2 separate regions of the Homo sapiens genome follow, and region 1 is linked to region 2. Evidence: chromatin contacts called from ENCODE Hi-C or POLR2A ChIA-PET data. All regions are on one chromosome and are shown on one strand. The core of a region is the stretch at or near the end of the contact, and the rest is flanking DNA. Distances in the headings are between cores, read along the strand shown.

Region 1 (2,700 bases), core at 193-2,692, 120 kb before region 2:
CTTCAAGTGACTGACTTCTTAACTTAGAAATCACCACCACAGGATGCATAGAAGACTGAAACAAAATGTGGCTTTGTGAATACAGTGTGGGCTTTGGAGTCAGAAACTCTGCCATTTGTTGGCTGGGTAACTTCTAGTGTCTCTCTCCATCTCAAAGAATTTCATCGTACAGTTTATTAGGGATTAAACAAGTTTGTGCTTATAAGGTACCCACTATAGAACTTTGTAGTCAATAGACACTCAATAAAAGGTGTTATTACTCTTCCTTGTTCTCCACAGTGGCTTATGAGATCCCATTTACTGGCTCACTCTTCCTAGCACCATAGACCTCTGGACTGGATTTCTTCTTGCTATCTAACTCCAACAACTTGACTTCCTTTGTTCACCTTCATTTGTTTCAAGGCTCTTCTTTTTTTAACTTTTAGTTTTAAGGGTACATGTATGTAATTGTTTGTTATATGGGTAAACTGTGTGTTGTGGGGGTTTGGTGTACAGATTCTTTAGTCACCTGGGTAATAAGCATAAAACCCAAGAGATATGCTGTCTCCCTCCTCCTAGCCTCCACCCTTAAGTAGGCCCCAGTGTCTGTTGTTCCCCTCTTAGTGTCCATGTGTTCTTGTTGTTTAGCTCCCACTTATAAGTGAGAACATATGGTATTTGGTTTTCTGTTCCTGCTTTAGTTTGCTTAGAATAGTGGTCTCCACCTCCATCCATGTTGCTGCAAAGGACATCATCTCATTATTTTTTATGGTTGTGTAGTATTCCACGGTGTATATTTACCACATTTTCTTTATCCAGTCTGCCTCTTTTTAAATATAGTCATTTTTCTCATTTTTAATTATCAAACATTTATAAAATGCTTATTCTGTGGAAGGTTCTCTGCCTCAAGAGTTACAAACATTAGGCTGGGCACGGTGGCTCACGCCTGTAATCCCAGCACTCTGGGAGGCCAAGGCGGGTGGATCACCTGAGGTAGGGAGTTTGACACCAGCCTGACCGACATGGAGAAACCCCATCTCTACTAAAAATACAAAATTAGCTGGGTGTGGTGGCGCATGCCTGTAATCCCAGCTACTTGGGAGGCTGAGGCAGGAGAATTGCTTAAACCCAGGAAGTGGAGGTTGCAGTGAGCCGAAATGGTGCCACTGCTCTCCAGCCTGGGCAACAAGAGTGAAACTCTATCTTCAAAAAAAATTAAAAAAAAGAGTTACAAAGATTAATGATGTACAATCTCTGGCCTTAAAAATCTCTGAAAAACTAGAAATAATTCTAAAGCCCAGAAAGAGTGAGTTCCCTTCCAGTATCCTATACAAGTTCAAGGTCCTCCAAAGCATTATTAAATCTTCCTAGCCTTTTGATCCTCTGCCTTTTCTCCTGCCTCACTAATGTTCTAAGTCTCTGTTATGACACAGATTCTAGAACCTTCACAGGCCACACTCCCATCATTTGCTTAGGTCTGATCAATCTGCTCCACACAATTTCTCAGTGATCCTCTGCATCTCTGCCTACAAGGGCCTCCCTGACACCCAAGTTCATATTGCTCAGAAACAGTGAACTTGAGTTTTTCGTTTTACCTTGATCTCTCTCTGACAAAGAAATCCAGATGATGCGAGACCTGATGAAGACAATACATGGAAAATGACAGTCTTGGGTATGGACTAACTCCCTCTTTGAGGCTTCCTCAACTCTAGTAGTTCAGGAGTCTCCTCTTAGGGACTTAGGGACTTTAACACAACTGCTTTATCTTCCTTGCCTGCTTCCTTTTCAAATTCAGTATTTTTTCTTTCACTCTTATTGATTCCTCTGGAAGCCTGGGGGAAACAACCCACAGTTAACTAAGCTCTAGGCTGATAGTGCTGGTTTCTCCTTTGGTTTCTAGAGTTTAAACTGAACAAAGAAAATAACCATCCTCCGTAGCACTAGGAAAAATTCCTTAGCCCATTATCTCACTTCCTGTAGCATGGTCACTCTATATAATCTGCCTCAACTCAGAAATAATGATTTCCTCTCATTTTCCCTATTAATAGGGTGGACCATCTTCTAACTGCCCTATAGACAGGGCATTTCAGACACTAAAGGAAGAAAAGGAATATACAGTAGTACTGAGTACACCATCTAGTTATCCTTTCCTCCCCGATGAGTTATTTAACACTAGAAAAAAAAAATTCACATAATAGAGGGCATATTGACTACTTGCTGTTCATTTTAGAGGTACATTAGTAGAAAATCTCCAAAAGTTGATTTGGCAGGAGAATTTTCTCACAGGACCAAACACCTAGAAGACTCAGTAGACAAATGCCTAATCTGCCCTGGTTGGAGGTGTGTTATTATATCTTGAGATGGATTCACCTATTGTTCGTTTGAAGTAGTCTTAATGTGGGTGTAATCTACTTTCCTAGTCTTTCAGAGCTCAATATTCTTCAGAGTTTTTACTTTCACAGGCAGTTTTATGGTTGTTTTTTTCTTCTTTCCTTTCTCTCTCTCTCTCTTTTCTTTTTTTTCTCCCCCGATCCTTCATAGCCACTGCCCTTTATAACCATATGATATTGTCTAAGATTTTTCTCTCCTATGACTGCAAGACTCTATCTTACATCAATTGAATGCAGATCAATGACACATAAACAAACACAAGTTAAGCAATCCCAGCATATTTTATCCTACTAACCACAATAACAAACCTCGCAAATATCCATCTTATCA
Region 2 (2,700 bases), core at 197-2,696:
AAAACATGCTGAAAGAAAAAGCATTATTTATAGGAGAACAACAATTAGAATTACAGTGGATTTCTCACCAAAAAACCCAAAACAGGAAGAAAGTAGCACAACATTTTTCAACTGCTAAAAAATAAGACCTATCAGCCCAGAAGCTTATATCCAGAGATAATACTCCGAGGAAACTTCAAACACATTTTTAGCAATGTTACAGAATAGTAATCAATTGTATTCCTCTATGCTAGCAATAAAAAGTAGGAAGCCAAAACTGAAGCACAGTACTATTTACAACCACTCCAAAGAAAATTAAATATTTAAGTATAAATCTAACAAAATATGTACAGAATCAGCAGGCTGAAAACTACAAAATGCTGATGAAAAAATAAAAATAGATCTAAACAAACGGAGAGACATGCAGTGTCATTTAACTGGAAGACAACAAAGATGTCAATTCTCTTCAAATCGGTCTATAGGTTTAACACATTTCCTATCAAAAGCTTCCTTTTGTAGATATAGACAAACTGGTCCTAAAATCTATATGTAAAGTCAAAAGAACAAAAATTGCTAAAACAATATTTAAAAAGAATAGTAAAGTAGGAAGAATCACACTATCCAATGTTAACATTTACTACTGTAGATTGCCAGGCCAAGATGGCTGATTAGAAACAGCTATGGTCCACAGCACTCACAGAGAGGAACAAAAGAGGCAAGTGAATACAGCATCTTCAACTGAAATATCCAGGTACTTGCATTGGGACTCATCAGGAAAACAACTCGACCCACAGAGAACAAAGAAAAGCTGGATGGGGCGACAGCCCCCCTGGGAGCGACACAGAGCCAAAGGAACCCCCACTCCCAGCCAAGGGAAGAAGTGAGTGATGGTGCGACCTCAGGAAACCATGCTTCTCCCATGGATCTTTGCGACTGGTGGATCAGGAGATTCCCTCATGAGCCCATGCCACCAAGGCCTTGGGTCCGACACACACACAGCTGTGTGGAGTCTTGGCAGAGCAGCTGCTCAGACACACACAGAGACCCACGAGCTTTACATACTCTGGCCCAGGGCGGAGCGCAGGAAGGGCCCCAAAACAGATCATATCACAACTGTTGTTCTGGGAGAAAGTAAAAGTCAAAAAAGCATTGCATTTAATTCAGGTTTCAGCCAAACTGCGAGATACCACGTTATTTAAGAGGCAGGCGGAGGAAGGAAACCTACCGCTTTGGAAGAGGCGGAGGAAATCGCTTTCTTCCCTGTGACTCAGCCCTGGAGGAATTTCCCTTTTGAAATCTTGCGGTGTTGAGTAGGACCGCCAGGCCGGCAAGCAGGAGGCGGCCTCCTCGTAACCGCCAGGCGGCGACACCTAGGGCGGCGCGGCCAGGAGGCGGGACCCCTTCTCCCCTCGCTGTTCCCCCTCGCGCCCCTTCTCCTCTCACATTTCCCCCTCACAAGCCTTCTCCCCTCCTGGTTCCCCCTCAAGCGCCTTCTCTCCTCAAATCTCCCTCAGCTTCCTTCTCTCCCTCCCATTTCTCTCCCCATTCTTTTACCTCTCCTAGTCCCGCCTTCCCCAGCACGATGGCACCTCTCTCGCCCTAAATCTTCTCCCCACTCCTCTCAACCCACTGACCGCCCTCGCCTCCCCACCCCCATCCCCTCTTCCCGCACGCACTGTCTACCTTTCTGCCCCTCCGCACTCCCGGACTTCTCAAGCACATACACCCAGCCTCATCTCACCCAACCCGGCCTATTCACTCCCTGAACCACCCCACCCCATCATCCTCTTCCTCCCCCATCTTCCTCCTCCCCAGTAGCTCTTCCCCCTCTTCCTCCTCACTTCCCCACCCCGTCACACCCCCCTCCCTCTCCCTGCCCTCGGTCTCTTCACTCCATCTCCTCCCTTTCACTGTGCTGTTTCGCGGTAGGAAGAGAAGAGTGGTGATACCTGAGGAATAAAAGGTATAACTCCCTCCCCAAACACTGCTAAAATGACTCTGAAAATAAATAATCAGGCAGACAAGGGGAACAGGGAACAGCAACAGACTGTAATGCTTTTCTGGAAAACTGGTGAAAAGCGGAGCTGATGAAAGTGGAACCTATTGTGCATCCAAAGAAATGCTACACAGAAGGAAAACCACTGTTTAGACAGAGCCCTAAATCTCTAGAAATGGAAAGCTAAAAACTAAGAAAGTCTAGGGTAAGAGGGTAAACCTGAAAAAGATGGACCTATTGAAAATCTGTATAAGAAGGAGTTAGGGCTGAGATCTTTCCCTTATTCTTGGTCTGCACATCCATGAACCTAACTTTCCCCCAATACCATTTTTGACTTAAAACAAGAATCAGTAAACTTTTTCTATAAAGGGCCAAATGTTTACTTTGGCTTTGTAGGTCCCTATGGGCTCCATCACAACTACTCACCTCTGCCTTTATAGCACAAAAGCAGTCATAGACAATACATAAATGAATGAAGAACATGGCTATGTTCCAATAAAGCTTTACTTATGGAGACTTAAATTTGAATTTCATATAATTTTCACATGTCACAAAATATTATGTGACATTTTACATGAAATGTAAAAATCATTCTTAGCTCATGGGCTATACAAAAAAAAAAAACAAGTTGCAGACTGTATTTGGCCCATTGGGTGGTAGTTTGCTCATCCCTGGCTTAAAGAAAAAAACAATTAATAAACCAGGAATAAGGCCAGGTGCAGTGG

The links. A loop is a pair of places that touch in the nucleus more often than their neighbours do. ChIA-PET counts read pairs that join two places held with the same protein, here RNA polymerase II (POLR2A). Pooled maps may share reads with other maps.
Region 1: a loop to region 2 is called in a map of endothelial cell of umbilical vein, with 9 times the contacts of the local background. The contact joins the promoter of TSBP1 here to the promoter of TSBP1-AS1 in region 2. A Hi-C loop is called at or near these places in 2 of 168 maps with a recorded cell type or tissue (Calu3 and endothelial cell of umbilical vein), 3 of 37 single-sample maps with no recorded cell type and 12 of 50 pooled maps. POLR2A ChIA-PET finds 5 or more read pairs at or near these places in 4 of 52 experiments (B cell, activated B cell, activated CD4-positive, alpha-beta T cell and 1 more).

What each region holds. Positions count from the first base shown.
Region 1 is chr6:32,370,645-32,373,344 of GRCh38, reverse strand. It overlaps TSBP1 (testis expressed basic protein 1), which reads left to right and starts at 1,442. Exons shown (of 26, transcript NM_001286474.2): 1 at 1,442-1,651. The coding sequence starts at 1,639. The region is part of intron 2 of TSBP1-AS1 (TSBP1 and BTNL2 antisense RNA 1); the gene reads right to left.
Region 2 is chr6:32,253,919-32,256,618 of GRCh38, reverse strand. TSBP1-AS1 (TSBP1 and BTNL2 antisense RNA 1) reads right to left here and starts at 1,446. Exons shown (of 4, transcript NR_136245.1): 1 at 1,205-1,446. RefSeq lists enhancers at 293-949, 950-1,607.